2 separate regions of the Homo sapiens genome follow, and region 2 is linked to region 1. Evidence: chromatin loops called from intact Hi-C (ENCODE). Cell type or tissue: sigmoid colon. All regions are shown on one strand. Links, peaks and the distances in the headings refer to the core of each region. The heading gives the core; the rest is flanking DNA.

Region 1 (16,484 bases), core at 7,776-12,775:
TGATAAATATGTGTATTCTGACTGCTCCATTGGCCAGCTATTTCCCCATCTTTTTCCCACTCCTTGGGCCTCTCTATTCCCTGAGACAATACCAATATTGAAATTAGTTCAATTAATAACCTTACAATAGCCTCTAAGTGTTCAAGTGAAAGAAAGAATCACACTTCTCTCATTTTAAATCAAAAGTTAGAGATAATTTAGCTTAGTGAGGGAAAGTCAAAAGCTGAATCAGGCAGGAAGCTAGGCCTCTTGTGCCAAACAGTTGGCCAAGTTATGAATGCAAAGCAAAAGTTCATGAAGGAAATTAGAAGTGCTACTCCAATGAACACATGAATGATAAGAAGGCAAAACAACCTTATTGCTCATAGGGAGAATTTTAGTAGTTTAGCTAGAAGACCAAACCAGCCACAACATTCCCTTAAGCCAAAGTCTAATCCAGAGCAAGGGCTTAACTCTTCAATTCTACAAAGGCTGAAAGAGATCAGAAAGCTGCAGAAGAAAAGTTGGAAGTTAGCAGGGGTTGCTTCATGAGTTGTTTAAGGAAAGAGGCCACCTCTGTAACATACAAATACAAAGTGAAGCAGCAAGTGCTGATGTAGAAGTTGCAGAAATTTATCCAGAAGATCTAGCTAAGATCATTGATGAAGGCGACTCAACTAAACAACAGATTTTTCATGTAGACAAAATAGCCTCATATTGGAAGAAGGTGCCATCTCAGACTGTCAAAGCTCAAGAGCAGAAGTCAATGCCTAGCTTCAGAGCTTCAAAAGACAGGCTGACTCTCTCGGTAGGGGCTAATGCAGCTGATGACTCTAACTTGAAGCCAATGATCATTTACCATTCTGAAAACCCAGAGTCCCTAAGATTTATGCAAAAGCTACTTTGCCTGTGCTCTAGAAGTGGAACGACAAAGTCTGGATGGCAGCACATCTGTTTACAGTATGTCTTAATGAATATTTTAAACACACTGTTGAGACCTACTGCTCAGAGAAAAAGATTTCTTTCAAAATAGTACTGCTCATTGACAATGTTCCTAGTCACCCAAGAGCTCTGATGGAGATACATAAGATTAAGGTTGTTTTCATGCCTGATTCTGTATCCCATGTGTCGAGGAATAATTTCAACATTCAAGTCTTAATATTTAAGAAATAAATTTTTGTAAGGTTATAGCTGCCACAGATAGTGATTCCCCTGATGGATCTTCACAAAATATATAAATTGGGAACGTTCTGGAAAAGATTCACAATTCTAGGTGCCATTAAGAACATTCATGATTCATGGGAGGAGGTCAAAATATCAGCATAAACAGGAGTTTTAAAGAAACTGATTCCAACCCTCAGGGATGACTCTGAGGGGTTTAAGACTGGATGAAGTCACTGCAGATGTGAAGGAAATAGTAAAAGAACTAGAATTAGAAGTAGAGCCTGAAGCTGTGACTGAATTGCTGCAATCTCATGATAAAATCTGATGAGAAGTTGATTCATGCCTGGGCGCAGTGGCTCATGCTTGTAATCCCAGCACTTTGTGAGGCTGAGGTGGGCAGATCACCTGAGGTTGGGAGTTCGAGACCAGCCTGACCAACATGGAGAAACCCCGTCTCTACTAAAAATACAAAATTAGCCAGGTGTGGAGGCACACACCTGTAATCCCAGCTACTGAGGAGGCTGAGGCAGGAGAATCGCTTTAACCCGGGAAGCAGAGGCTGCGGTGAACCAAGATCACACCATTGCACTCCAGCCTGGGCAACAAGAGCAAAACTCCGTCTCAAAAAAAAAAAAAAAAAAAAAAAAAAGACGTTGCTTCATATGAATGAACAAAGAAAGTAGTTTCTTGAGATGGGATCTACTCCTGGTGAAGGTGCTGTGAACATCATTGAAATGACAACAAAGGATTCAGAATATTATATAAACGTAGTTGATAAGGCAACAGCAGGGTTTGAGAGGACTGACTCAAATTTTTAAAGTTCTACTATGGGTTAAGTGTTATCAAACATTATGACATGCTATAGAGCAATATTTCATGAAAGGAAGAGTCTATTAATGCAGTAAACTTCACTGTTGACTTGTTTTGAGAAAGTGGCACATCCACCCCAACCTTCAGTAACCACCACCGTGATCAGAGAGCAGCCACTAACATCCAGGCAAAACACTCCACCAGCAAAAAGATTACAACTCACTGAAGGCTCAGATGATTATTAGCATTTTTTAGCAATAAATTATTTTTAATTAAAGTATATACATTGGTTTTTTAGACATAATGGTACTGTACACTTAAGAGTCTACAGTATAGCATTAACATAACTTTGATATGCACTAGGAAACCAAAAAAATTGTGTGAGTACCTTTATTACAATATTCAGTTTTTCTCCATATTCACTTTATTGTGGTGGTCTGGAACCAATCCCTCAATATCTCCAAGATATGCCTGCATGTGCTTTGACACACCTGTGCTTTTACTCCCTTTCTGATGTTGTCTTCATGCCTTTTCTATGCCAATCCAAATCAGAAGCAGGCAACATATCTTAAATGCCTTTTTATCAATATTCTCAAAAAACGGTCATTGACTAACATCCTACATATTCTTGTAAGCCTTATTTAAATCTCTCCTCTTCCACAGAGCCTTCCCTATACCCTCTACAGGCCACAGTCATCACTATCCTTCCTCCTTATCACTGATATAAAAAAGATTGATATACAGTATTTTCTCCCATTGACAGGTGGCAAGTGCCTGCATCTTCGCTTGACAGGTAGGAGAAACATGGTATGAAAAGGTGACTTACTTGCTAATGGTCTGGTTCTAGGACATAGTTCTACAGCCTATGTCCTAAGATGAGCCATAAGAAGAGTATTCCCTGGGAAAGTTTTTGTGATACCAGACCTGTCCCTGTTAGGCCTTAAATGTTTGATGAAAGCACAAGTTGATTGGATTAGCTTAAGGTTAAAACCAAATGGTTTTTAAATTAATTATATGCATGAGTACTTCAGGTTAATGAGTTCTCTTTCCAGAAATATCACTAAGATTCAAAACTGTTCTTTTCATTGCTTTCAGGTAGATATGTTTACTTAAAAATAAAACCATGCTAAAAATTGTAACCAAGAAAGAGCTTTATAGAACTTGCTCTCATAAGATGCAAATCATTTATATTTATAAAATCAATAAATTACATACACGCTTTTAAAGTGTGTAACAGTACTTGAGAAAAAAATTTTCTCTTAAATAATTTCAATATGAAACTCCGAATATGATTTGTATTTTTTAAAAAATTCATGAGGAATTAAAATAGTAATGAAACTCTACTACTTAAGCAAAGCAATCAGGACTACTTTCGACTTTGGGAGGGAAATCTTAGTATTACCAGTAGCTTCTGGGGATCCAGCTGCTGCCTTTGTACAATTATAGAAAAAACCATGTGGATGGGCATGGTAGCTTACACCTGTAATCCCACTTTGGGAGACCAAGGCGGGAGGATTGCTCGAGTCCAGGAGTTTGAGACCGGCCTGGGCAACATAGCGAGACCTCATCTCTACTAAAAATAAAAAAAAAAATTAGCTAGGCATAGTGGCACATGCCTGTGATCCCAGTTACTTGGGAGGCTGAGGTGGGAGGATCACTTGAACCTGCAAGGTTGAGGCTACAGTGAGCCGTGATCACACCACTGCACTCCAGCCTGGGTGACAGAGTGACACTCTGTCTCAAGAAGAAAAAAAAATTATTGATTTATTTTACCAACTTCCTTCAAGTAAAATTGTATGCGTAAATTTACTTAGTTTTGTGTAAGCCATCACTAAAGCTGTCTTTGAGGCTCATAAAAGGAAGGGTCTCTGAGGATATTAAGTTAGAAGAGAACACATTTGCAAAATTATATTCCTCAGCATTTTTTGCTCTGTTCAAGAATTTTCCATAGTAAAATGTTATGCACATTTTTCCCAATTTTAAAATGAAGTTTTAGTGGGTAATACTTTAAATAAAAGCAATAACATAGCACTGTTCACTGCCTTCTCCAAGAATGACAAGCTCCATCTTTTCAAAGAGAGGTAAGAAGGAAGTGGTTAATATTGCTGTAATAATCCCCAAATCAAAGCCACCATTTGCACTGCCTATGTTCTTGGGCTCCCCCATGCCAGACGCTGAGATTGCCTTCATGGACAAGGAAGGTGCCACAAAAGAAATGATTAAAAAAAACTAGAAGACGATTACTCCTTTGTGTCTTCTGCCTGAGAGCCTGAAATCTGAGCAGAATTCATCTCTGTTTCTCTAATGAATTCCTCTGCTGCTGTCATGCGGTTAATTCTCCGCATTTTCTACTACCCTGATTATTAAATGAAAAAAAGAAAAAGCAAAAAGGAAAAGGAGCCAGCCAATATAAACATCAAAGGGTACTCCCACTTCTGTGGCATTCAGATATTTTCCAGAGCTCGACTGTGGGGACAAAAGAGATTGGCGGGTTGCTGGGGAGTTGTTTTCTGTTTCCTCTGGGAGACAATGGGCCAAACCTGCCAGACAACGCTACAGTGCAAGTAGGTGGCGTATCACCATGCAGCAAAGGTTTTCTCAGTGAAGCTGGATGTTCCCTTGGCTTAGCCAAGACAGACCCAAGCTATTATTGAATGGCAGTGGGTGGAAGATGAGACCCAGGCCCTCCCTAGAGGGAGAGTGGCTGTAGACATCCTCTATTGGGTCTCGGACCAAAGAACTGAAGGGGGAGGACGGAATGAGATGAAGGAGGGAGGCAACTTCAGAAACTTAAAACCAGCACATTTTCATTTCCTGAACCTAAAGCAAATAACTGTTTGTGGTATTCACTGGAGTCTGAGTTTTTTCTTTTGTCAAGCCTATAGACTCCACAAAAGACTGACTAGAAGATTGGTCTGAAGTTCTGAGACTGAATGGGAATAAATGTAAACTCTATTACATGAACACAAGAAAGAAAACTATTACAGGCCTAAGTTCAGGATGAAAGAATGAGCAGTCTGAATAAGAGTTCATGTGAAAAAGATCTAGGGGTTTTAGCTGACAGTGAACATTACATGAGCCAACAGTGTGACTTGGCTGCTGAAAACCCTGATGATATTTAAGGCCAGATTAGCAGAAGTATAGTGTTCAGAGTAAGGAAAAAAAATAGTCTTTCTGTGCTCTGCACTGGTCTGGACACAGTTGGAGTGTTGCTTCTATTCTGGATGCCAAAAGTTAAAGAAAATACAGAAAACTGGAGCATGTCAAAAGAGTCAGAGAAAGAGAAAAGATACAAAAATCATGTCATGCGAGGAATAAGTAGAGAAACTAGAATTGTTTCAACAAGAAAAAAGAATTCATTGGGCAGATTAGCTATCTACGAATAGCTGGAGGGTACTCTGTAGGAGAGAGGGCAAACTCATCTCCATGACTCCAAAGGGCAGACAACAGGCAGAAAACTAGCTCAATATAAAAAGAACGTTTCCAACAATTCAAACTGTCCCCAAATGGAATAGGGTGTTTTGTGTAACAGTTATTTCTCCAGCATTGGAAGAGTTCAAAGTCTAATGAACATTTGCCAGGGATTTGTAATTGAGCATTCCAGCATTAAGTGGGAGACTGGTGTCAATGTCTTATTAAAGTCTTTCAAACTTCAAGGCTGAGAACTGCATAATAATATAGAAATAATAATAAAAATCAAAGGTATCTATTATTGACTTAATATATCAGCCAAAAATTTATTCATAGTCATTCAAAATACCATCACAATCCTCTGCACTGAGAACCATAAGATATTTCTGAGTGAAATTAAAGGAGACCTAATCAATTGGGAGAGAAAACATGATCATGGTCATGGAAAATTCCATATTATTAAAGATGTCAATTCACCCTGAGTTCAACACAGATTCATTACAATCCCAGTGAAAACTTAATAGTTTTTTCTCAAAATTTTCAGGCTGAATCTAAAATTTATATGAAGTGCAAAATATTTATACCAAAAAAATTGATTTTTTAAAAAACTCACAAAGTCAGAGAACTCGCACTACCTGATATTAAGACTTAGTATAAAGCCTCAGAGCCTAAGCAACATAGGAGTGGTGTAAAGATAGCAAATCCTGCTGTGGAACGAAATGGAGAGTCCAGTTAGAGTAAAGCATATGCAGTAAATTGATAATTTTTACAAAGGCTCCAAGATAATTTAATAAAAAGAGAAAACCCTTCAAAAGATAGCTAGAGAACGCTGGAAAAATATATGGGAAAAAAATGAACCTTGATAGCTACCTCATGACACACATAGAGATTAATTCAGGATTGATCATAAACATAAGAGATGAAACAATAAAGCTTCTAGAAAAAGGTGTAGAAGAAGATTGCTGCAACCATGAGGTTGACAAAGATTTCTTTAAAAGGCTATAAAAAGAACTAACCATTTTAATTAAAACTTGCTCAATAAAGACACCAGTAAGAAGGTAAAATGACAAGCCACGGACTGCGAGGACATAGTTATAGTACATATATCTGAAAAAGGACTTATATTCAGAATATATTTTTAAAAACTTCCAAAACCAACAATAAAAAGACAAACAGCCAATAAAACTGATCAAAAGATTGAAGAAACACTTCACAAAAGAATATGTGAGTGCTTAATAAGCACATGAAAAGGTATTCAATATCATTAGTCATCAGTGAAATCAAAATTAAAATTACAGTGCAAGACTGTTTCAAGCTTACTGGAATGTCTAAAATTAAAGAAAAAAGCTCTTAGTGAAACTGTAGAACAAACATAATTATTTTATATTTCTGTTGGTAATGGAAAATTTGTATAACCTACTTTGGAAACAGTTTGGCACTTTATTTTAGAGTTAAACATTCGTCTATCCTCTGACCCACCAATTTCAAAAACAGAACTTGTATAAGCATATTCATAATGGCATTATTCATAATAACCCTAAAGTGAAAATTACCCACATATCTATCCCTAAAAGAATGGCTAAAAAGTAATTGTCTTATATTTTTACAATGGCATACTACTCATTACTAAAAAAGGAATTAACAAAAAATACACACAAAACATGGATAAATCTAAAAAGAAAGGCCGTCTGAAAGAAGCCAGATATCAGTGCTTGATTTCTACGTATGTGAGTTTCAAGCACAGGAAAAACTAATCTGTAGTGATAGAAATCAGAAGAGTGATTGCCTAAGGAGGCTTGAGATTGACTGGAAGGGAACACAAGAAAATATTTTTTTCAAAGCTCATTGAATTGTCCACTTAAGATCTGTGCATTTCAATCTCTAGAAATTTTACCTCAATAAAAGAATAATATCTCTGCTTCCTTTAAAAAAAATCATTGCATTTCCTTGAGTTAGTATCATGAGTAAATAAGGAAAACTTCCCTCCAGTTAGAGTCTTAAACTAAAGAAGCCATTGTTTATAGGATTTCCAGCATTCTAATACCCTTTCTAAGATGTTTATTAACCTGTTTTGTCTTTTAGATACCTGTCTTCAAACAAAGTATACTCCATGTCAAAAGAGTAGAACTCCTTGAGAATAAAGTCTATGTTTTATTCACCTTTGTGGGGCAAGCATAGCATTTGATCCAAAGTTCATACCAAGAATATTTGCTGATTATGCTAGGACTATACCAGGTATTGTAGATATAGCAATAAACAAAACAGATCTGGTCTTAGATATTGGGGAACCTGTAATCTAGTGTGGGCCACTAATATTAAATAAAAAAGTCATACAAATAAATATATAATTATACAATTATAATAAATACAGTGAATAAAAAGAGGAGGAAGAGGAATTATAAGGGGAGATCTAATTTTCTTAAAGGAGTGATTTTTACACAGAGACCCATAGAATAATAGCAATTGGCAAGGTGAAGATTGGGGAAGGAAGACTATTATTCCATGGAGAGGAAAGAACCTGTGTGAAGATGTGGAGAAGTAGGAAAGAGTGAGGAGGAGGCAGAGTGGGACCATGCAGGACTTTGTAGGCCATACAATGATTTCTACGTTGAATTCTAAAAGTACAACCAGAAGCCAATGAAACATTTTAAGCAGGGAAATAATATAAACCTATCACCCTGGCTTTAAACAACCTGTGTTTAAAAGTATTAGAACAGTAAATTTCACATCATTAATGGATCATAAAGTGAATTTAATTAATCATGCCCAGCAAGAAAGCGACAAAGGAATATAATTTTTTTTTTTTTTTTTGAGATGGAGTCTCACTCTGTCGCCCAGGCTGGAGTGCAGTGGCGCAATCTCTGCTTACTGCAAGCTCCAAGCGATTCTCCTGCCTCAGCCTCCCAAGTAGCTGGGACTACAGGCGCCTGCCACCACGCCCAGCTAATCTTTTTGTATTTTTAGTAGAGAGTGTTTCACCTTGTCAGCCAGGATGGTCTTGAACTCCTGACCTCGTGATCCACCCAAAGTGCTGGGATTACAGGCATGAGCCATTGCACCTGGCCCCTAATTGTTGTTTTTTTTTTTTTTTTTGAAACAGAGCTCTGCTCTTGTGGCCCAGGCTGGAGTGCAATGGTGTGATCTCGGCTCACCACAACCTCTGCCTCCTGGGTTCAAGGGATTCTCCTGCCTCAGCCTCCCAAGTAGCTGGGTTTACAGGCATGTGCCACCATGCCTGGCTAATTTTGTATTTTTAGTAGGGACAGGTTTTCTCCCTGCTGGTCAGGCTGGTCTCGAACTCCTGACCTCAGGTGATCCACCTGCCTCAGCCTCCCAAAGTGCTGGGATTACAGGTGTAAGCTACCATGCCCGGCCAGGAATATAATTTTTAAAAATATCAAAATGCATGATACTGAGAAAAGATACGTATTATTCTGTTAATCTTTGATTTTGGATTTACTTATAGATACATAGCAACACAAGTATGTGTACTGGGAGTATCATGGATGTATTTTTTAATTGTAGGTCATCCTCAAAAAAGTCTGAAAGCTGTTAATTAGAGGTAAGTAAGAGTGGAAACTGGGAGAGCAGTTAGGAGGTGACTGGAGAAGCTGAGATGGTAAATATGTTGACAGATTTAATGCTCATTCTGGAGGCAGGCATTTGAAAGGACTGAAACAACAGGTGGTTGTTTGCATTTGGAGGGCAAATGAAAGGGACATGTCAAGGATGACTCAGGTTTCCAGCACCCATTAACTTGAAAAATGAACGAATGGGAGTGAACAAATGAGTAAAGATGGCATAGTAAATCTAACTAAAATTGTAGTTTTCTTCAAATTTAACTATAAAATAAAATCTATTCTAATTATTTAAAATAGTAGAAACTTTTTCCCCCTTGGTTTCCCCTCACAAGGTTTTTAGAGATATGGCCCAGGTCTTCTTCAACTTCATATCCCCAGGTCCTACCACAGTGCTTGCCACCAAGTACATACTTCGTTATTATGTGCTGAATGAATTAATGAATGGAGTAAAATAAAAACAAAAAAGTGGTCTTAGGAGAAAATAAAGTGTTCTATAGTTCTTAAGGTCAAGGAATAGCAAATCAACTTAGGATAGACTTTTCTTCTAAGTTGCCACTTACTGATCAAAAGCCACATTTTATAAAACTAAAGGAAGAATATCTTTAACATTATAATCATACTATAAAAGTATTCTTCCCCCTTGTACTTCTAAATATTAATAAATCTCAAAAGTCCTCTTTTACCACACTGTCATATCTCATTCTCACTCTGTGTTTACAGATTTGCAAAAGACTCAAAAAGTTCTCAGATCACAGTTATAAACATTACTCAGATTATTCCTGTGTATTTGGTAGAGGGCAGATATAATTCTCTATTTAAAACAAAATAAATGGGTCATGGACAATATTCAAGAAACTCAAAGCTACACAGCAGCTGAGTTCACAGTAATCCGTCCCTGGCCTTCTGGTTTGTAGTTAGCCGTGTGGCACTTTTATTACTCCCTAACTAACACCATTTTTTTGTTGATCCTGATAGTTAAGAGTTGTCTATTCAATTTTCACTCCCTCAAGGGCAGACACCATGTCTTCTACTATTACTGTATTGTCCATAATGTTTAGCAGTCCTGAACACAGCAGACACTTAATATTTCTTGCCTGGAATAGCAGTAAAATTAAAACAAACATCTCCTAATTTAGAGGTTAAACTAGACTCTGCTCCCTTCATCAAGCTGTACTGGTCTTGCATGCAAGTTTTATCTCCAGTAGTCCTTGCGTTCCATTACAAAATAGCAATTGCCTCTTCTCAAAATGAAAAACATTTTCCATTGTGTAAGTTATACTTGCAACTATGATGTTGAAATGTTCCTCAAGTGATGATTTTCATCTATGCTGCAAAGGAAAAAAGTGTAACTCATAAGCTTAATTCTTAAAACAAATCCAATAACTGTCATTGGTCCTAGACAGCCCTCTTAGCTTGTTTGTTTCTTTTAATGTCCCAGGCCATTTCTCCCAGAATTCGTGGTAGTAAACAGTCTAATGAGTGTGATCACAGAGAGACTACTGCTGGTATAATGAATGTGATCCCCATTATTTCTAACAGATAACATGCCATCTTACAGAAAAAAAAGCGTTGAAAGGTGGTAGAGTGGAAGCCATTGGTTAAGAAGTTTGAAGGCGGGCTAAATTAACACATTCAATCAGAAAAGCTTGTTCCCAGCATTCTTGCCTCAACTTGACTTGGTCAAAACAGACTGGTGAATGAGATTAGGTATATCATCTTGTGTTCTGGCTCACTGTTCACCTTAAATTTTGAGTATCTTTGAAAATCACAAATTATTACAACACTTCAGTCACTAAAAGTTTGATGTAATTGTTTTGAGAACAATACTGACTACTTTAAAGAGAATTTTGAATTTTACCAAGTGTTTTTGCATCCCTTTAGCCCTCTGTAGCAGTTCTGATAAATCTAAATATCATTGTTTCCATCCAGTTATGAGAAAACAAGAGATGCATGCAATTTTGTGCCAAGCCAATTATCTGGAGGCTGCTTGAAGATATGGTCCCAGACCTCAATAAGTTTGCTTCTTGTTGAGGGAAAAAACATGTACAAAATCAATTAAAATACAAGGTACAGTGAACTAAGTGCTTCAGCAACAGGTCAAATAAAGTGGTACAAAGAGCAACATTTAAGTCCAAGTAGAAATCAGGGAGGAAATTTAATGATATAAGTAGCATTTGAGTGTTGTCTTGAAGGATGTCAAGTATTGTAATGGAGATGAGGAAAGAATTCTAGTCTGGGGTAACAACACTATCCAGGCTATAAAGGGTGCTAAGTGCATGCTGTATTCAGGGAAGCACATGAAACCTGTGTGGCTGGAGGGGTCACGCGGGATCAACAAGTGAAGAAGAAAAGTTTACCTGAATGAGATCCACAAAAATGTTATCAGTAAAAAGTATGAATTTAAAGTTTGGAAACATTTTGAGTGTCTCAAAGAAAAGAGCTGTGTACCAGCTTTTGTGTTACATTGCAATTTAGGATGAAGCTGACAATCAACACATTTGAAAATATAACCTATCACTAAATTCCTTGATCAGAAAAATCAATTTACGTAATTATTCCAAAATCCATTCAGAAAATGACCCTATTCAAACTCCTGGATATGCCAATATTTTAACAAGGGTAACTCATAAGATGAATTCTCATAAAATAAGGGAGGATTTAAAACCAAAAAGTTAAAAAAGGAGAGAGAGATTGACTTACATTTAAAATCTCATTCATCAGGTTCAGGACCAGTAAAAAGGGCTGCACAAAGAGCTCTGGTCTGTTTACCTTAACATCAGCAGAGACATATTGTCACAAATAGAAAACCTGAATTCTGGATAGGAAAGTCTGTTTTCAGAGAGCCAACATATAACTTCTGATGGCTGATATTGAGATTCAATCAAACTTGGCACCAATTAAAAGACATTGTTTGGAGAGCACAGGCTTAGTGTTTCTATTATCATCAGCTGAAATATAAAGATTATAATTTGATCTTTCAAATTTGGAATAGAAAAATCTGTTTTCAGAGAAGCCAACATATACTATTTAATAACTTTTGCAAGGCAATATAAACTTCTCTTCTTTTCACAATGAAACAAGAAGGAGCACCCAAAGAGAAGACCTCATGAAAGGCTCCTTTCAAACAGTGGCTCTTGCTGTGTCCTCTTGATTAAGGGCTCATAAATAAAAGGACACAACAGCTGCAACTTATGATTAACCATGGTATAGTATTTCAACCAGTGAATAACATTACAGTTATTAGAACCAACAAAACTCCTTATATTCACTCAATACATGACCTTGGCTTTGTCTGGCCTGTAGGTGACCTGAATTGAAGAGAGATGTCTGGGTTAAAATTTAACTTAGAGTCTGAAAAGCTATGTCACATGGCTGGGAAGTCAGTAATGTTGCAATTTCAGGAAACACCCTCCTTTAAATGTGATTGGATGGTATAAAGGTGAATCTGAGTGTATCTGAGTATATCATAAAGCTAACTAGTCAGACTTGGACAGCCCTTGAATGATGTCCAAACATTTGTGAACAGTCTGAGTAAACCACTCAGGTTATTCTTACACAACCAAGGTAACTTTACTGCCTGCCATGGGCAAGTAAGTGCTCTCTAGATTATAGTTGTAAACAATTCTCAAGTGATTAATGACACATATTCTTTCTCTGCCCTCTACTGAGGGCAGAACTCTCTTAAGGAAAACAGAAAAAGTCTTCACCCTTTGATTTACAGGCTAAGACCAAAGCAATCTGAGTTTCCTCTAAGTATGAGAACCTATTCTGAGTAAGACCTGGGCTCCCAAGAGAGACCACAGAAGACAGGAAGAAAGGGTCTTCCATTATCTCCTTCCCTAGAAAGTATGCACTGAGAAGCTGCTAATGTTCCCCAAGTCTCAGATGGGTTCAGGACCGAATTCAAAGAAATATTTTCCCCATGACCATAACAGATGAAAACTAAAAGAGTATGACTTTTCTCATTTTAATTGGTAAGTAACCATATCACTTAGTTCTTAGACACTTTCTTATCATGGGGCCTCAAGTTACCTTTTATTGGGTTGTCCTACTAAATGACCTGATCATGTAATGGTTTCAAACTCTGTTATACAGAAGCTCAAGTTTCCATAAAGCAAATCTATGGCCTCCACAGAAACCATGATCCAAACACATATGCTTAATTTTTGTCAGTTAATCACCAGTTCATATGTTAACCCTGCAACAGAAGTTGGGTTTCCAAGCATGAATACTTAATTATTTAAGCAATTACATTTCTTCTCCCATCTCTGCCAAGAAAACACTCGATTTCTCTAAAAATGAACAATAACATTTATTTAACACAAGTACTTTTTTATATTTATAACATTCTTTTAAGAAAGGATATTGTCTCTTTTTTTAAAAAAAAGCTTGTAGTAATATAGCATTAACTAACAGCATTTAGATAATTAACATTGGGAAATAAAGAGATGCATATTTCTCAGGAAAATGGAGTTTGCTTGAATCTTCCATTTCATTATTACTCATAAAATGTAAAACACTAACCACATGAAGAACTTAAAATTCATTAGACATTATTTAAATCAATGGGATAAAATGCTAGCTTCTAGAGAGAATATAGATCATGATGTACAACAGTACTGAGCACAGATTACATCCTAAATGGACACTTGTTAAATTAAGACAATTAACCATAAAAGTAAAAACTAACTTTTTAAAAATGGAGTCAGGAAAATTTTAATCTGAACTTTTCATCTTGATGTCTCCAGAATATAGAGTACATAGAATATAAAGCATATAGAATATAGAGTGCCTTGGATATAACAGGCATCAACAATGACTGATTATGTGAATGAATGAGCTTATTGATTAATTAATGGAAGAAGGGCAACTGTATACTAAAATTAAGATAAGCTGAGAAGGGATAGGGTCATTTAGGTTACTGAATATAGTAGGAAAAGATGTCCATTTGGTGGACATGTTTTTTAAATCTGTTTTTCTATACATTTAAAACTCTGCTTATACATGTTTATCTATTTATACATTTTTAAAAATCTGTTTCCATATATACTTTTCAAAGAACAATTTAAAATCTGAATCAATACAAAGTAAAGATATTTCAGCCTTGATTTTCTAGCACAAAAAAAGTACCTGGACCAGCCTTTTAAGTAGGGAAATGTGTTTATTTTCTTTGAGTGCCTAATGTAAATTAAAGGTATTGATTTCAGGATTATCTTTCAAGGAAACTACTAAACTCTTTTGTTGAATCAAATTACTCCGAGCAAGTTTTCTACATCTAGCTTTTAGAAAACATGCATAAATATCATTTCCTTTAATATGTCAGCAACTTTTAGTGGGAGAATTTTGAAATTAATTTGAAATTATTTTGAAATTAATTTGAAATCATTCCACTTCTTTAGCAATGGTAAAAAGCATCTTTCAAAAGGAATATTTAAGGGAATTTAAATTTAAGGGAGGCCAGGTGCAGTGGCTCATGCCTGTAATCCCAGCACTTTGGGAGGCTAAGGCAGGTGGATCATCTGAGGCCAGGAGTTCAAGGCCAGCCTGATCAACATCGTGAAATCTAATCTCTACTAAAAATACAAAAATTAGTCGGGCATGGTGGTGGGTGCCTGTAATCCCAGTTACTCAGGAGGCTGAGACAGGAGAATTGCTTGAACCCTGAGGCAGAGGTTGTAGTGAGCCGAGATCATGCCACAACATTCCAGCCTGGGTGACAGAGTGAAACTCCATCACAAATAATAATAATAATAATAAATTTAAGGGAAGGGGTAGTTGCTTTTTTTCTATAAGGAATAAATAGTGAGGAAAAGGAAGTTTGATCCTAACCATATCTCTCTGCTGTTTAATACCTCAAGTCTTAAGATTTATAGTTTCTAATAAAACATTATCAAGTGAGTAGAAAAATGGATGAAATTTGTTTTTAGTCACTGATCTATAATTGCCACTAGGAAATCAATATTTTAGGTTGAATCTCTCAACTTTTGAGATTAGTAGCAAGACAGTAAACAAATATTACTTGGTTTGAAACATCTACAAAAAAATACTTGTTAATGTCCCCTTTCCATAAAGAAATAGACACTAGATGAACTGAGGAAATTATGTAGTGGTCGCTCATATTCAAGTACTTATTGAGTACCTCTGGTGATATAAGAATGACTAAAATATTGTTCCTACCCTCTGAAGGCTCACAGCCCAGGTACAAATTCAGACCTGGCAAATACATCAACTGTATACTTATGATTTGTGTACTTTACGATATGTAAATTATATAGTAACAAATATATAATATTAATTATTGTAAAATATAATACATATGCAGCAATAAATTACACAATAAAAAATTAAAAGAAAGATTAGGACTGGTAAGGTAAGTTAAACTATAGCAGCAGAACCACTACAATAGAAGTAGAGAACAAGGAGGAGGAGTTGTGCCTAGGGGGAGGAGCAAAGCCTTATCAAAGAGCTATAAACATACGAGTTTCACCAAGCAGAGAAGCTGGCAAAAAGCATCCTAGTGGAAGAAAAGTCGATGCAAAACACAAGGATGAGGAACAGCAAGAAATCAGTGTGTCTGAAGCACATACATGGCTAGAGAGGTGACCCAAGAAAATCTTACAAACTAAGAGAATAAATTTGGATTCTATTCTTTAGAGAAGAAGTCAAAAGAAGTCTCTAAATAGGAGAGTGACTAGATCAGATTTGTTTCTAGGTGGATAACTCATTCCACCTTTCCAAAACAGAGGAGCATCACCTCTAAATTCCATTTGATTTCACAAGTTCATTGCTAGAAAGAATGTCAGTGTGGAAAAAATTGCTTTGATGAAGTAATCAATTCACGATTCCCATTATCAACACAACAATCACAAGTAATGGATTGGCTAATACAAAAGTAGAGCCATAGACAAACCTAATATTGTTGCCTATAGCAACTGCTTCTGAAAGATCATTCCAAAAAACTCTTTCTTACCTAAAAGAAGAAGAAAGAAGAGGAGAAAGAAGAAAGATGGGAGAAAGGGAAGGGGGAGGAGGGAAAAACAAGGAGAGAAGGGGAGAAAGGAGGAGGGGGGAGGAGGGACAGAAGGGAGGAGGTAATGGAGGGAGGAGGAGGAAGAAAAAAAGGAAGAAGGGAAGAAGGAAAAAGAAAAAAGAAGAACAACAAAGAAAAAAAAAAAGAAATCACTATCCAGCTCTCCTTTTTAACTTTGTAAGACATGTACCACTGAAATCACGGACTAAATGACTCTGAAAGAATATGAAAAATTAAGACAACTGGTATTACAAAGGGTTTTATAAAATATGTCCAGGCCGGGAGTGGTGGCTCAGGCCTGTAATCCCAGCACTTTGGGAGGCTGAGGCGGGTGGATGACTTGAGGTCAGGAGTTCAAGACCAGCTTGGTTAACATGGTGAAACCCCATCTCTACTAAAAATACAAAAATTAGCTGGCCATCGTGGCGTGCACCTGTAATACCAACTACTCAGGAGGCTGAGGCAGGAGAATAGCTTTGACCCAGGAGGTGGAGGTTGCAGTGAGCCGA
Region 2 (16,484 bases), core at 6,264-11,263, 180 kb after region 1:
TCTTACCTCTAAAAAGCAGATTAGAAAATAATATGTTGAGTTTGATCTCCTTTTTGTAAACAATCAATGTTTTTTAAATTGCAGTAAAGTATACATAAAATTTACCATTTAAACCATTTTCAAGTGTACAGTTGAGTAGCATTACCTATATTCACAGTCTTGCGCAACCAACAACATCCATCTCAGAACCTTTTCATCATCCCAAACTGAAACTCTATATATATAAGTAATATGAATATTTACATATTAACAGAAAAAGTCTGAACAGATATACACCAAAAATGTTAATAGTGGACAATTTTAGGTAGTTTTTTCCTATTTTTTAGTCTTCTATATTTCCTAATTTTTTCTAAAAGGAAGTGTATTTCTAGTGTAATTTTAAAGTAACTTTAAGTGATGTTTTTAAAAGACGCTGAGAGTTAAAACATTAAAAAAGCAAAGAGGCTGGTGCAATGGCTCACACCTGTAATCCTAGCATTCTGGGAGGCTGAGATGGGCAGATTGCTTGAGCTCAGGAGTTCAAGACCAGCCTGGGCAAATAGCGAAACCCTGGGCTCTACGAAAAATATAAAAAATTAGCCAGGCATGGTGGCACGTGCCTGTGGTCCCAGCTACTCGAGAGGCTGAGCTGGGAGGATTGCTTGAGCCCAGGAGACAGAGGTTGCAGTGAGCTGAGATTGCACCATTGTACTCCAGTCTAGGTGAGATAGTGAGACCCCGTTAAAGAAAAAGAAAGAAAAGAAAAGCAGGATTAGAGGCCATGCTCATCACCTTGTTATGATCTGGTAATTTTCCTCTGCTTCCTAAAAATAAGAACCCCAAAGCTTAGCTGGGTACACTATGCTCAGCCAAAAGACAATATTTCTGGTTGTCATTCTTGCAGTTAGCTGTGGCCATAGAACTAAATTTTAGCCAAAGAGAAAGTGCAATGTGTAACTTCCCAGAAATGTCCTTACAGGGAAGGGGCACATTCTTTTTGGTCTTTTCTCCTCCTGCCAGCTGTAATACTGATGCAATGGCTGAATCTCTAGCAGCCATATTGGACAATGTGGCAATACGGTAAGAACGAACAAGAAATAAGATAGATGTCTCTTTTTTTGTTATACGCAGTCATCCTAATCTTAACTGATAAAATCACAGTCATCCCTTGGCATATACTGGGAATTGGATCCAGGGCCACTCCTGCACCACATATACCAAAATCCACACACACTCAAGTTCCAAAGTCCACCCTCTGGAACTCACATATATGAAATGTCAGCCCTCCATACATGCAGGTTTTGCATCTCATAAATACTGTATTTGCAATGGAAATTTGCTTGAAAAAAATCTACATATAATTGGACCCATGCAGTTAAACCCATGATTTTCAAGAATCAACTGTACCTCCTAAATCATTTTCCTTCCTAGCATGTCTTATGTTCAGCGCTATACTTTTGTCAACCATGATCATAAAAAGAATATACAGAAATTGGGAAATAACAAAGGTGACCAAATCCAGAGATGACCAATTATTGACCTTCTTGTTTGAATTCACTATAGAATTTGCCACTGCCACCATTCTAGCATTCTGAAACTTCTTTTCTCCACTGCAGCGGTACTCTGTAGGTTTTGTTCCCGTCTATTTCACCTTTTCAGTTTCCTTGCAAGGCTCCTTTATAAACTGACTCTCAGTTTCTCTAAACTGTTCTAACTAAAAGTCAGTTTTGGTGTGTTTTTTTTTTTCATATATGTTTACTGGGTGTTTCAGTAAATCAGCCACCAAATTTTCCCTGAAGCAGTCATCCACTCAATTATTACTGAATGCCTAATAACTAACCATGTATTGAATGCTTACTATATGCAAGGAACATTACATATTTTATCTCTAATCCTCTCAGCAACTCCACAAGCTAGGGATTATTATATTCATTTCAGAGATGCGTCTGAGGCCCAAAGAATAATTACCCAAGTTTTCACAGCTGGTAAATGGAAGAATCAGACTTTGAACTTAGGCTTATTTACTCCAAAGTCCATTACCCATTCATTATACCCCATGGCACACACAAGTCTATGACTCAAAATCCAGACACATAAAAAGCTGAATAATTTAAAAGGTTTTGCTACTTGACTCAGTACATGTTTATGACACATTTTTTATGAGTACTGTTTGAGTGGCTGTCAGTGATACAGAAATGTTTAAGTCTTCAAGTAAAATGAATAAGATAGAAACAAATTAATGGTTTAACAAGGTAGAAAAGGAATACTAAGAAGTTCCGGGAATTCCTACAATATAATGGAATGCTTCAATTTCTCCCCCATAAAAATATAGAGAATTAATTTAAAAAATCTAATCCTTGTTGAAACTCGCCCACACCAAGTAAATAGAGTGGTAACAGATATTACAACCTTAAAATAGAAGTAAAACCTTAACAGAACTTGCTGTGACATTTAAATTAGTACCTTTAAAAAGTAATTAGGAAAGCATTTTCCTTCTACAAGGTACGCTACAGATTATTTATTTCATCAAATCTTAATCTTTAGGGAGAAAAATTACACAGAAGCTTAGCTTGTCTAAATTGTCTATTGAAGTTAACCAATTACTGATTAAAAAGGGGACAGGAAGTGTGTAAAATTAGATTATCTGCTTATATTTAAATGTATTTTGAAAAGGTCTGAAAAATTCCTTCACAAAGTGAGACAAGCTATAAATGGTCAAATAAAATTTTAACAATGCATAGCTTAGACACGAATGTGGGACACACAGACCCAGACTCAATTTTAGAACAATATAACTATCAATTGTTTTAAAGGGACAATCAGCTACTTAACTACTAAGCAGCTTTTTAAATAGGTAATTCTGCAGTTAAAATTTATTTATTTATTTATTTATTTATTTATTCGAGACGGAGTCTTGCTCTGTCACTAGGCTGGAGTACAGTGACACGATCTCAGCTCACTGCAATCTCCGCCTCCCGGGTTCAAGTCATTCTCCTGCCTCAGCGTCCCGAGTAGCTGGGACTACAGGTGCGTGCCACCACACTCAGCTAATTTTTATATTTTTAGTAGAGATGGGGTTTCACCAAGTTGGCCAGGATGGTCTCAATCTCTTGACCTCGTGATCTGCCTGCCTTGGCCTCCCAAAGTGCTGAGATTACAGGCATGAGCCACCATGCCTGGCCTAAAATTTATTTTGTAATGTAGGATACTTTTGAAAAATTCAAACTTTAAAATCCTCCATGAAAATCTATGATAGACTGTAAATAAAATCTAGGGGCAAAATGAACTCAGCATTGATCTCTAAAAAACAAATTCAATTGGTATATGCTCTATTGGTTGTTAGAGGAAAATATTAAATTTCTAAGATAAAAAAGATAGGCTGGGTGTGGTGGCTCACGCCTGTAATCCTAGCACTTTGGGAGGCCAAGGTGGGCAGGCTGCCTGAGCTCCGGAGTTCAAGACCACCCTAGGCAACACGGTGAAACCTTGTCTCTACTAAAATACAAAAATTTAGCCGGGTATGGTGGCACGTGCCTGTAGTTCCAGCTAGTCAGGAGGCTGAGGCAGAAGAATAACTTGAACCTAGGAGGTGGAGGATGCAGTGAGCTGAGATCACTCCACTGCATTCCAGCCTGGGTAACAGAATGAGATTCCATCTCAAAAAAAATAAAATAAAAAAGATTTATTTTGATAATGCCTTGTAATTCAACAAAAAACTAGAGCTATAAATTAGAATTTGGTTTTGTGACAAAAATGATATATCTTTTCATTATAATTATAAAATATACTCATTATTAGAAATTTGGAAAATGAAGAAAGGGTTAAAGAAAAAAAGCCATGTCCTTATTAGCTCCAAACACTGACATTTCCTTCTTCCATTAGCATATGTCTATATTTTTAAATTTTGATCATTCTATATAAATTAGATATTTAGCATTCTTTCTTTTTTCTTTTTCATTTAACTTTATGGCATTTTCCCTTGTTGTTATAAAGTCTTCAAAGAAGTCACTTAATTCCAGAAAACATTCCAGTGAATTTACTTAACCACAGCTCACTTTAAACAATTAGGTTGCTTCCAACTTTTTGCTGTTACTACTAATGCTATGATAAACATCTTTGTGCTTTTTCCAATTCACAGATAATTTCCTTAGCACAGATTCTAGGAGTGAAATTACTAGCAAAAGTTACACAGTCAGCAGAGCCTGGGTAAAAGTGTATGTGAGTTGGCTTGTACTCTTTCACAAGAGCTGACTACTAAATTTTCAGGAATTTTCTAAGCCAGTTGTTAAACACAGCCATCATTTAAAGCTAAATGTTATAAATGTACCAATAAATAAAAATTATATTAAAACAAAGATAATAAATACTCAAAACACCTCATTTGTTAAATATGTTGGACATTTTACTATTATCTGTGCTCTTGGGGTTGCTTACACTATTGTATCCAGTTGGCAGGATTACTATATGATGGTGTTCCAGTGCACACCCTTCCAAACTCCACATCTAGTTGTATCATGTTGGTGGCCTGACTGAGGCCATGGTGGGAGTTGTAAAATGGAACAAACTGGGGGCTTTTTACCCCCAGAGACTCCCAGATAATTATCCTGATCAGTCAGTTGGTGAGTTATATATGTTTATTTTACTCTCAAACTGCCAATGTTTTTCTACCCGTATTTGCTTATAAAAAGCCCTTAAAAAATAGAGGCATACGCTGATGGCTAAGCATTTTAATCGTTTTGTTACCTGACTCACTCAGTAAATATTTTTGAAGCATTTTTGATAAGTACTGTGTTGAGTGACTGTGAACTGTCTTCAAGTAAAATGGACAAGATAGGAACAAATAATGATTTAACAAGATACAAAATGATTACTATCAACAGCTGCCAAAAGAAAGATAGAAAATAATAATTGCCATAAGGCAAAATGATATAGGGATGCCAATAAAGGAGAGATTATTTCCTGCTGAAGAACTGTAAAAGTTCCATAAAAGGTAAGGCATTTATAAATGAATAAATGGTGTCAGAGAAAAGTGAAACGATTGTTTAAGGCTATCAAAAATTTTGTCCTCTTCTTTTCATGGCACTTTGACATATTTGTTTTATAACCTATATCACTCTCCACCTGATATGGTTTGGCTGTGTCCCCACCCAAATCTCATCTTGAATTGCAGCTCCCATAATCCCCACGTGTCATGGGAGGGACCCAGTGGGAGGTAATTGAATCACGGGGACAGGTTTTTTCCCATGCTGTTCTCATGATAGTGAATAAGTCTCCCGAAATCTGATGGTTTTATAAAGGGCAGTTCTTCTGTACGCGCCCTCTTCTCTGCGGCCATGTAAGACATGACTTTGCTCCTCCTTCGCCTTCCACCATGATTATGAAGCCTCCCAGCCATGTGGAACTGTGAATCCATTAAACCTCTTTCCTTTATAAATTACCCAGTCTTAGGTATGTCTTTATTAGCAACATGAGAACAGACTAATACACCATCGTATGTTGTAATGACTATAATATACCTCTGCCTCCCCCTATTATAATATTCATATCTCCTGAGTAGTCACCTTTGTATCCCCATCATAGTAGGTGTTAAATAAATGTCATGCTTTTAATAAGTGAATGAAAGAATGATTTAATGAATAGGAGCGCACATTTATGAGCTTATAATGTGCTAAGCACTATCCTAAGCACTTTACATATATTTAATCATTTAATGTTTACAACACCATGAAGTAGATGCCATTTCTACCAATGAGAAAACTCAGCCATTTTACAGAAAAGCAGACTGAATCACAGAGTGTTTTAAGTAACTGGACCAAGATTGCACAGATGGCAGGAGGGCTGGGTTTAAAACCCAGTCAGCCTAACTCTGGAGCTCCTGCCCTTCACCATGCCTCCACACCCCCTCTCAAATAAACAAAGCATCCCGGGTGGCCCTAGTGGGTAGGGTTTGGCACTCTCAAATAAGTGACTGAGCAGTAAACAAGATAGCAATGAATCCACATGCTCCTTTTTTTTTTTTTTTTGCATTCATTCTTATATTGTTTCCAAGTCAAAAAGTAATAATGAATGCTCCTAAATTACGTATTCCAATCAATGTAATCAGTTCATTCACATTCAGAATAGTACAGGTCTCTATCTTAGATTCCTACATTTATTTATTTATTTATTTATTTATTTTTACTGATCCTTAAATTTAAACAAATAAGTGAGTCTCAAATTTGGCAAGTTTTGACCATACAAATTTCTCCATGATCTCCTAATCAAATATTGTTTTTAAAGAATACCCAAAATTTGCCAATTAGAAAGAAAAACACTATTTAAATATTCAAAAAAGATGTTAAACACTCCACCTGAGTTTTGATAATCCAACAAGAATATGCTTCTATCTGGTAACTTGTACTTGCTATACAGTGATGAGTAGAGAGTAGGAGATATGGTGTAACTGTGTCACAAATGTACCAGGGTAAAAGTCACTCTGGCACATCCTGAAGATAGCACTAATGGGTTCTGAGAGACAAAGAAGACTGAAATGCTTCAAAGCAACTTGCTCAGAGACTGATAAATCTCCAAAGCAGAATCAACAAATGTAAAAAAACAGGGCTTGCATGTCCAACAATAACTCATACAAAGTTACCTTCCTCCATCAACTGTTAATGGGAAAAAAAAAAAAAAAGAAAGAAAAGAAAAGGAGAGGGAGAGAGAAAAGGCAATCTTTGTCCCTGATAAAATATCTTCATAATAATGGAGATTTAAAAATAACGCAAATTACTAACCTTACCAAAAATCAGTTCTGATTTCAATGCCAATGAAGGAAAACATAGCCATTAGGTAATATTATCACAACAAGACCAAGATATTGTATTTATTCTCATAAAAGGACATGGAACTAATTTATAAATCAAGTTTGGTCAGTCAGTCCTGCATTATTATCAAATAAAATATTTGATAACATGTACTCATCTGGGCACTGCTTCATGAAAAAATTCTGACTTATTTATCACATCCCAATTCTAAGAATATGGAAGGATGAGCTCCTGGATGCCTGACCTTTGTACTTATTTAAGACATTACTTAATAGAAACTGCACCTCTCAAGTCTATTCTAATATGATGCATGCAGGAAATGCAAATTTGCATCCAAAATATTTAATGTTTAAATAATACTAGACAAGTTTTTAAAATCATAGTAAATTATTTGTTGTCCATCAAGAGCAGAGAAAGTTATATTCTACGTAATACAATATTCTGATTTAGTTTCCTCATCTGTAAAATAAGACTGTTATGGATTAAATGAATTAATATTTGTTTAGTATTTACAGTAGTCCCTAGCATATAGATTAAATGCTACATAAGCAATTATTAAATAAAGTAATATCATTGTGGCAGATCATATTTCCAAAAATGGCTTCAGCCGTATTTCTGGTCCAGCATGCTCTTCCAGAATCTTGCCAACCCCACCCATCACATGGTAGAGTCTATTTCTCTCCTCTTGAACCTAGGGGGATTTCTAATTATTCTGGCCAACAGAGCAAAATAGAAATAATGTTCTGTGACTTCCAAGGCTCTGTCATAAGAAGGATATAGCTTCTGCCTATCTTTCTCTTTTTGAAATGTTTGCTCTGAGGAACCCAGACACTCTACTTAAGGAAGCCCAAACTAGTTCATTTGGAGACATCACATGGAAAGACCCATGTGGAGAGGAACTGGGGCCAACAGCCAGTGACATCTGCCAGACATATAAATGAATGAATGATTATAGTGCCTAGCCTTTGAGGTTCCAGCCTCAAACACTGTGGAACTAAGAGAAGCCATTCCTGCTGTGCCCTGTCCGAATTCCTGACCCACAGAATCTGTGAGCATAATAACTGATTGCTTTGTGCCACTAAGTTGTGGGGTAATCTGTTACACAGCCACAGGAATGGGAACAATAAAACTGCTATACTTTTAAAATTTGCATTGCAACTAAAATCAAAAAGATTTTTAAAAGACTTACAAAATTAAACATAATGCAAATAGAGCAGAGAATAAACAGAAGATACACACATAAAACAAAGTTGAAACAACTGTCAGGCATCTGACATATAACAACAGCAACAGCTAACAAAACAGTTATTGTCCTCCATGTGTAAGAAGCACCACAAAAAGTTATGATTTAATGCTCCCAATAACCCTATAAGGATACTGTTATATTTTTATTTTATATACCACATGCAAATAAGAAATAAAATATCCTAACACTAAATAAGAAATAAAATACCCTAACACTAAGACTATAATTTCATCCTGCTTTGTTGCTGGCACGTTTTGAATGCTGGTAGTAAACTATTACTACTAATATAGACCAGGGTTTGGCAAACTTTATCTTAAAGGGCCAGATAATAAATATTTTAGACTTTGAGGGCTCTCTCTCCTCTCTCGCTCTCTCTAGATATATATATATAAAATTCTTTGTTTTATGTTTGTTACAATCACTTAAAACTATAAACCCATTCTTAACTTGTGAGTGCTACAATAACACGCTGTGCACCAGTCGTGAGCCACAGTTTGCCTGACAGACCATGGTAGAGAAATGTTAATACTATAAGTTTAAATTAATAAACCCATCTTTATTATAATACTCATAATAGCATCTACAGTTATATGAAATTAAGAAAACACACTTTCTTGCTCTAGCTTATTATTATCCACTAAAAGTACAAGCTTCCCTGAACTAGGTCAGTAAATGAAAATCTAGACCGAAGAATCCATTATTTCCATTACAATAAATGTCTCTTCATAATTGACATTTATCTACTTTGAAAAGGTCTAGGATACTGTCTGAAAGAAATTATTTTTCTAGGGTCTAACGGCTTCTCCAGGCATCCACATAGATATCTCTGTGTTTGTTTATTGAGATTCATGACAGCCCAGTGTGATTGATAAAACACTGAACACTTCTAACCTTTAGTGTCGATGCTTTGCAAGAAAATGTTTATTATTCTTGGCAGGAAATGATGGAAACTGGTGAGAAACAGCCAGACTAACTTCATATGTAAGTGAACTGGAATTTTTAGGGAACAGTTCCCTCTAGTAAATTTGTCTACACACAGCTTAATCAAGCAAATTTACAGCTGTTAACAGGTTGTGCCGCTGTATTCCTGAACATATAAATAAACTTCTTAATCAGAACAAAAACAGGTTCAGAGTCCAGTTGTTTAAACTGGAACTGGTACAGCCAGTACCTAACTGTAGTTAAAGCAACTGTCAAAAAGAATCATAATCAAAGTAGAAAAAAGTTGTTTTTCTGTTTCCTCAAAGCTACGAAGATGCTGCTCAGTGAACACTTCTGTGATCATCTAAACTCAAAGCTACATGACCTCATTTGAAGTAAGATGCCCAAACTAATGACAAATCAAACAAATGTGTTTTCTAACCAAGGTTCCAAATTAGGAAAAAGCTAATTACTTAAATTTAAATTGGAAGGGAAAAATTTTGGGGAGCCTGTTAATCAGAAGGCTCTTAGAAACTGGAATGGATATGGGAGTGAGGAAATGAACTCATCTGTATAAAAAATGTTTATTCACTTTGACCAGGAATGTAAAAGTAAATAAATTTACGTAAGTAAAAAATAACAAGTAAAGGTTCATATACACCCCTCTTTACAGACTGAGAGTAGATATGAGTTGATTACTGGTAAATAAGGTGTTGCACACACTATGTTGATAGAAATGGGATGCCCTGCAGAACTAATTAAAACAGTCATCAGAAAACCAATCCAATCATTAAAAATTCATACTAAAAATTAACATCCTCTATTTTGGTAAATCCTTGGAAAATTAGAAGTATTATTTCAAAATATCTGATTTTTTTCACTATTTTGTATGACTCACTACCTTTCTTTCATCCAAAAGATTATCCAAACTACAAAGAAACTTATATCCTTTGTACAATACAAATACAAATATAAGTACAGACAAAACAGCTAAACACACAGAAAACCCACAAAATAGCACTTTGGAACCTACATTACTGTATAATTGAAAAAGCCCTATTTATTATAAATTCGCTTAAAAAATGTCATGCCCTATATAAAACCTAAATTTTACAATAGATACCTAAATTCTGTAATATCTACTAAATTCTACCTTTCTCCAAATTATTCCAATATGACTTCAAACTAAGTGTCCATAGTATAAGCTGATCAGAAGAAACAGCTCAGTTGTATACATTTTCAAAGTAATGGAATAAGACCCAATCTCATTAAAAATAATAACATTTTACAAGAATATCTATAAGCATCTGAATTCTTCTGACACAAGAAATATTTTTATATTAACAAAACAGAATCCATTACTCTAAAATCTTATATATTTGTATTAGAAAAACAGGGAGAAATTGGGTCTGAATAAATAAAATGAATAAATGATACAGGACCCCAAACAACTATCAGTTTTTCTAATGAAGCTCTCTCTGATGAGCCAAGGTTTCAATGATCTTTTTATCTGAATTTCTATAAATCTGTGGACTAAATCACGTATAATCAGTTGATTATATATTGACTTGCATTAAAGTTATTTCTTATTTTTCTCTGTACTTTAAAAATCATTTTAATCTCATAGCAAGCTAACTACATCTATAAGCAATTTTTACACCAAGTACTCACCTCCTTACAACTCTCCTTAGTGCTATGGAAAGGTAGGTTCCAATTAGATATAAAGAGATTTGAATATCATTTAATTCAATGGATTATGGGAAGCCATTGAAAAAGAATGAAATGATAATAGCATATTTGAAGAGCAGTAAGCTAGATGTTTTGTGCAGGTTGAGGAACTGGAGGAAAACAAAACAAAATTGAGAAACTACTCAATTGTTCACAAAACAGGTGGCAGTTAACTGAATTAGTGTAGTGAAAAAAGAAGTGGAAATAAGCATAGAAACAAATGAATAGGTTGAAGGAGCCTAGAAATAAACAGTCACAAGCTGGTAATTTATTACATATGAGAATAAGATAGAATAGTCTAAGATAATTAATTTCAGTTAAACAAACATTTATGAAGACCCTAATTTTTGCAAGGCACTCGAAAATATAAAAATAAATTGATGTTACTACTTAGCAGTCAGTAAAGTATTATGAAGAAAAATAAAGCAGGAAAAAATAGAGAAAACTAAAGGGTGCTATTTTATAGAAGAGGTCGTCTAGCAAGTTCTCTCTAGTGAGGTGATGCTTGAGCAGGGAACTAAATAAAGCATGGGGATAAGCTATATGGATATTCATGTTGGAAGAAGTTCCCAGTAGAAGGAACGAATATTAGGAGCTATTATGTAGCAAACCCTACACTAGACACTAAAAATACATGAGTGAACCAAAAAGGTACATGTATTCCAGGATTTTACATTACTGTAAATAAATGAAGAAAAACATAATGTCTTGGAAGTGAAAACTTCCATGAAGAAAAGGCAAAAAGATAAGGAAATAGAAAGTGATGAATGATAGTGCTGTTATTTCTACTTTACAGATAAGGATATTGAGAAGTTAAATACAAACTGATAAATTAGAGAGCAGGTATTTAAACCCACAAAGTCTCACTTCTAAGCTCATTCTTTTATTTACTATGCCATTCTCTCCCTCTGTACTATAAAATCTCCAGTGAAAACCACAAAATGGCAAAAATCACAGTCCATTCTTTGTTACACCCCTAATCAGTATGATAGCATACAGGGGATGCAAAATAAGATTGAATTGACTCTGATTTCCACCGTAGATATAATATTAAAACTCCATTACAATTAAAGAAGCCACAATCCTGAAACTAGGGAGATGGCTCTTCTTATTTAGGGAAATCCCATTCAACAACAACAATAGTTTTTTAAAAATGTATCATTTAAAGGTAAAAGTGATAGGTTTCTAAGGAGATCAGAGTGAAAGAGAACTACTCAAATGGGCCTGCTGCGTATCTCTACGACAGCAAACTATTTACACGGCCTTGGCAAATGGTGGGATGAGAGACTATAATCAATGAGGGAGGAAAAAACAAAGTTATCACTACACAGATGTAAAGTGAACTAGTGACAAGTTAGCAATACGTATCAGGACTCATTGACACTATTTGCCCAAGTATTTTCTTCCTCATAAATCTTCAGGATTTAAAGTATTTCATTTCAACACTGCTTCCTATCACTTAGCAAACTAGTTCACAACTGTCAACACTTTAAACTCATAAACCAAAGGAAGAAAATCCCAGGGCCAATGGGAAAAGGTCTCACTGCACCATAATAATCCATTTAATCTATCTTATTTATAATTATTTTACTTCTTTCCCTAGTTAGAGAGCAATACATATTTAATCTTAAAAATCTGGGAAATTCAGAACTACATAAAGGAGAAAATAAATATCAACCTTAATTACACCGCCCGAAGGTAATCACTGTCAATATGATGGAATGTTTATTTTCACTCTTATTTCTGTGTGTGTGTGGTGGTGGAGGTTTTTGTGTGGGTGAATGTTGCTTTTTATGAATTGTTATCATACATTTTACACAGCTTTGTATCTTACTACTTTTCACTTAACATTAACATTATATGAAGATCAATTTGTCTATATTTTAAAATATAAATTTTAACAATGGTAAAATATTGTACTATATGTAATTAACCATCCTCTTGCTGATTATAAATTTATGCCATTAAAGATGATACTGGCATGAGTATCACTGTATGTAATCTATATGCAAAATAATGATTATTTTCTCAGAAAAAATTCCAAGAAGTAAAACTACTGATTCAAATTATATAGACATATTCTATATAATTTTATAATGTTGCCAAATATCCTCTACAAAGGTAATCAATTTACATTTCCTATGTTACCTGAGAGTTTCACCCCATACTCACCCACAAAAAAAATCATATTTTTAAAAATATAATACGCAAAAAAGTCATCATTCCAATTTGCATTTATTTCAGTAATGTAATTTGCTTTTTCTTTATTTTTTTACTATTAGCTACTTGTTTTTCTTCCCTGTGAATTCCTTTTTGTATTATTTGGCCATTTTTCTATTTGGAAGTTAGCATTTTTACTCTCATTAACATAAAGGAACACTTCATATGGAGATATTTGCCCTTTATCAACACACATAATATAAGTATCTCTATAAAGAACTCTTACAACTCAACAATAAAAAGACAAATTACCCAATTAAACAAGAGGCAAAGGCTCTGAAAAGACAGTTTGCCAAAGAAGAGATGTAAATATCCAATCAGCACATGAAAATCTGCTCAACATCATTAGACATTAGGAAAATGAAAATCAAAACCATGATATACCACTTCATACTCGTTAGAATAGCAGGTATAATTTTTTTTTTAATTTGTAAGGAAAATAAAAAGCGTTGATAAAAGTGTGAAGAAATTGGAACCTCACACAGTGCTAATGGTGCAGCTACTGAGAAAAACAGTTCGGCAGTTCCTCAAATAGTTAAACATAGGATTACTATAGAACCCAGCAATTCTACTCCCAGATATAGAGTCAAGAGAATTAAAAGCACATGTCCAAACAAAACGTAGATACAAGTATTCATAGCAGCACTATTGATAATAGACAAAAAGTAAAACTGAGTCAAATAACCATCAAATAAAATGTGGTATATCCATACACTGAAATATTATTTGACCATACATAAAAGAAAATAAGCATAAATACATGTTGTAATATAGATGAGCCTTGAAAACATTATACTAAGTAAAAGAAACCAAGCACAAAAGATCACATTTGTATAGCTATATTTATATGAAAGGTCCAGAATAGACGAATACACAGTGACAGAAAACTAATAGATTAGAGGGTGCCAGGAGCTGGGGGAAAGCAGGAATCTGGAGTGACTACTAAGGGTTTTTTCTGGGATGATGAAAATGTTCTGGAGTTATATACTGGTAGTGATCGCACAACTCCATGAATAAAGTAAAAACCACTGAACTGTACACTTTAAAATGGTGAATTTTATTGCATGTCATTTATATCTCAATTTCTAAAAGACTTAAAACATTAAAAATGGAACATAAACATAAAAGTTAATACTCTATCATCAGCCCAGGAGTTTATAAGACCAGAAATTCCACTTTATGTATTTATCCTAATTTCAGCTTTGCTTGGTACAGCAAAAGACTAGCAGTAATTCAAATTCCTATCAATAAAAAATTGGGTAAATATATTATCACATAATATTATTAAATACTATGAAAGTATTTTTTAAATGATGCACTCCTTATATAATGAAATGCAAGGATTTCCAAGAAATATTAAGTGAAGAAAATAAGGTACAAAACAGTATGTAAAGTATGCTACCAGTTATATTAAAAATACACACACATCCTCATATATACTTGTATATGCAATATTTAAAGCGATAGCAACTAATAATTTTCTAGAATAATTGAAAGGATACCAAAAATAGATTAAACAACTTTTTATCAGTAGGTTTAAAAATTAAGATAAATCAACAACTTTCTGGAAAAATGTTATTAAAAAGATCTCAAAAGGAAATAGAAAGTTTGGATAACTATTTAAAAACTGAGTAACTAATAAAAATATACCCATAGAGAAGCTAGTTGTAGTACATAAAATCAACAAAGAATTGGTATTTATAATATATAAAGAACTTCTGCATGTCATTAAGAAAAAGGCAGACAACTCAAATGGACAAAAACTTGAGTAGGCACTTGGTATGGTTTGGATCTGTGTCCCACCCAAATCTTACGTTCAAGTATAATCCCCAATGTTGGAGGTGGGGCCTGGTGGAAGGTGTTTGAATCATGGAGGTGGATCCTTCATAAATGGTTTAGCACCATCACTTTGGTGCTGTTCTCCTCATAGAGTTCTCACGACACCTGGTTGTTTAAAAGTGTTATCACCTCCTTCCTCTCTCTCTTCCTCCTGCTAAAAGTGTAGAGCACATCCCTCCTCTCTCTCTTCCACCTGCCATGTAAGATGCACCTGCTTCCCCTTTGTCTTTTGCCATGATTCAAAGTTTCTTGAGGCCTCCCCAGAAGCCGTTATGCTTCCTGTACAGCCTATGGAACCATAAGCCAGTTAAACTTCTTTTCTTTATAAATTACCCAGTATTAGGTATTTCTTTATAGCATGTCGAGAAGCAATACATCACTTCACCAAAATTATACAAATAACCAATAAGTATATGAAAAAAGTGTTTAATGTGCTTAATCATCAAAGAAAGGCAAGTTAACAGCATACTACATGTTATTCAATATACCCACTAGAGTAGCTAAAATATAGTAGTTAAATACGAAGCCCAACAAGAATGTGCAGCAACCAGTACTCCAACACTGCTGGTAAGAATATAAATTAGTTCAACAACTTAACTGTTTGGCAACATCACTAAGCTAAATACATGCATAACTGATGACCCAATAATTCAACTCCTAGGTTGAAAGAAATGTGCAAATAAGTCCACCAAAATGTCCATAGCAGCCCTATTTACACTAGGCTAAAACTAGAAGGCATGCAAAACTCCATTATCAGTAGAATGGGCCAGGCATGGTGGCTCACGCCTGTAATCCCAGCACTTTGGGAGGTCGAGGCAGGCAGATCATGAAGTCAGGAGTTCGAGATCAGCCTGACTAACATGGTGAAACCCCACCTCAATTAAAAATACAAAAATTAGCTGGGCGTGGTGGCATGCACCTGTAATCCCAGCTGCCCAGGAGCCTGAGGCAGGAGAATTGTTTGAACGTGGGATGCGGAGGTTGCAGTGAGCTGAGATCTGCCATTGCACTCCAGCCTGGGCAACAGAGAGAGACACTGTCTCAAAAAAAAAAAAAAAAAAAAAAAAAAACACACACACACACAGTAGAATGGTAGAATGGATACATAAATATGTAATATGTTCTATTGTATGAATAATCACAAAATAGTATACTGCACAGCAAACAGAATGAACCACAACTACACAATACAACATGATGAATCTCACAAATACACTACAGAGTGAAAAAGGCCATATACCAAAAAAAAAGCATTCTGTATAATTTCATCTGTATACAGTTCAAAAACGAACCAAACCCCCCTAAAATACACAGTTTAGAAACTGGAGTAGGTGGTCACCCTCAGAAAAGGCAGTGGCTGAAAGGGCACACAGTGGGGGCTTCTGGGACATTGGTAATTTTTTGTTTCTTCATCTGGATTCTGGTTACATGAGATTGTTCAGTTTGTGAAAATTCATTGAGCTACAGCTACATTTATCATTTGTGCAATTTTCCCATAAATACATTATATTTCAATTTATAAATTATTTTTAAAAGCCCTCCTACTTAGAAACTCCATCAAGTATGGAGGATGTGGAAATAAGTTTTACCATATCTTCATGATGAGAAAATCCTATGTTATAAAAATTTTTCCAGAGAATAGAAAATGAAGAAAGCTGCTGAGCTTCTTCTATAATCTAGAAAGAAAAATCGGTACTACAAACAAAAACTACAAGGAATTCTTAAACAAAATAGTAACAAAAAAATCC

The links. Hi-C counts contacts between places; a loop is a spot of excess contacts. Peaks named below come from ENCODE experiments on the same cell type or tissue, not always from the same donor. Only the 100,000 strongest peaks of a DNase experiment are listed, where the experiment ranks them.
Region 2: a loop joins it to region 1, with 4 times the contacts of the local background. A loop is called at or near these places in 1 of 110 quality-filtered maps.

What each region holds. Positions count from the first base shown.
Region 1 is chr14:68,187,882-68,204,365 of GRCh38, reverse strand. The region is part of intron 7 of RAD51B (RAD51 paralog B); the gene reads right to left. Among named protein-coding and RNA genes, the nearest start is that of RAD51B, 380 kb to the right of the region's middle. RefSeq lists a silencer at 8,948-9,148 and an enhancer at 12,180-12,474. In sigmoid colon, for the core only: no CTCF peak of the experiment used is centred there; a DNase peak (open chromatin) is centred at 9,845; H3K27ac peaks cover 361 bases.
Region 2 is chr14:68,004,368-68,020,851 of GRCh38, reverse strand. The region is part of intron 7 of RAD51B (RAD51 paralog B); the gene reads right to left. Among named protein-coding and RNA genes, the nearest start is that of RAD51B, 190 kb to the right of the region's middle. In sigmoid colon, for the core only: no CTCF peak of the experiment used is centred there; no DNase peak of the experiment used is centred there; H3K27ac peaks cover 246 bases.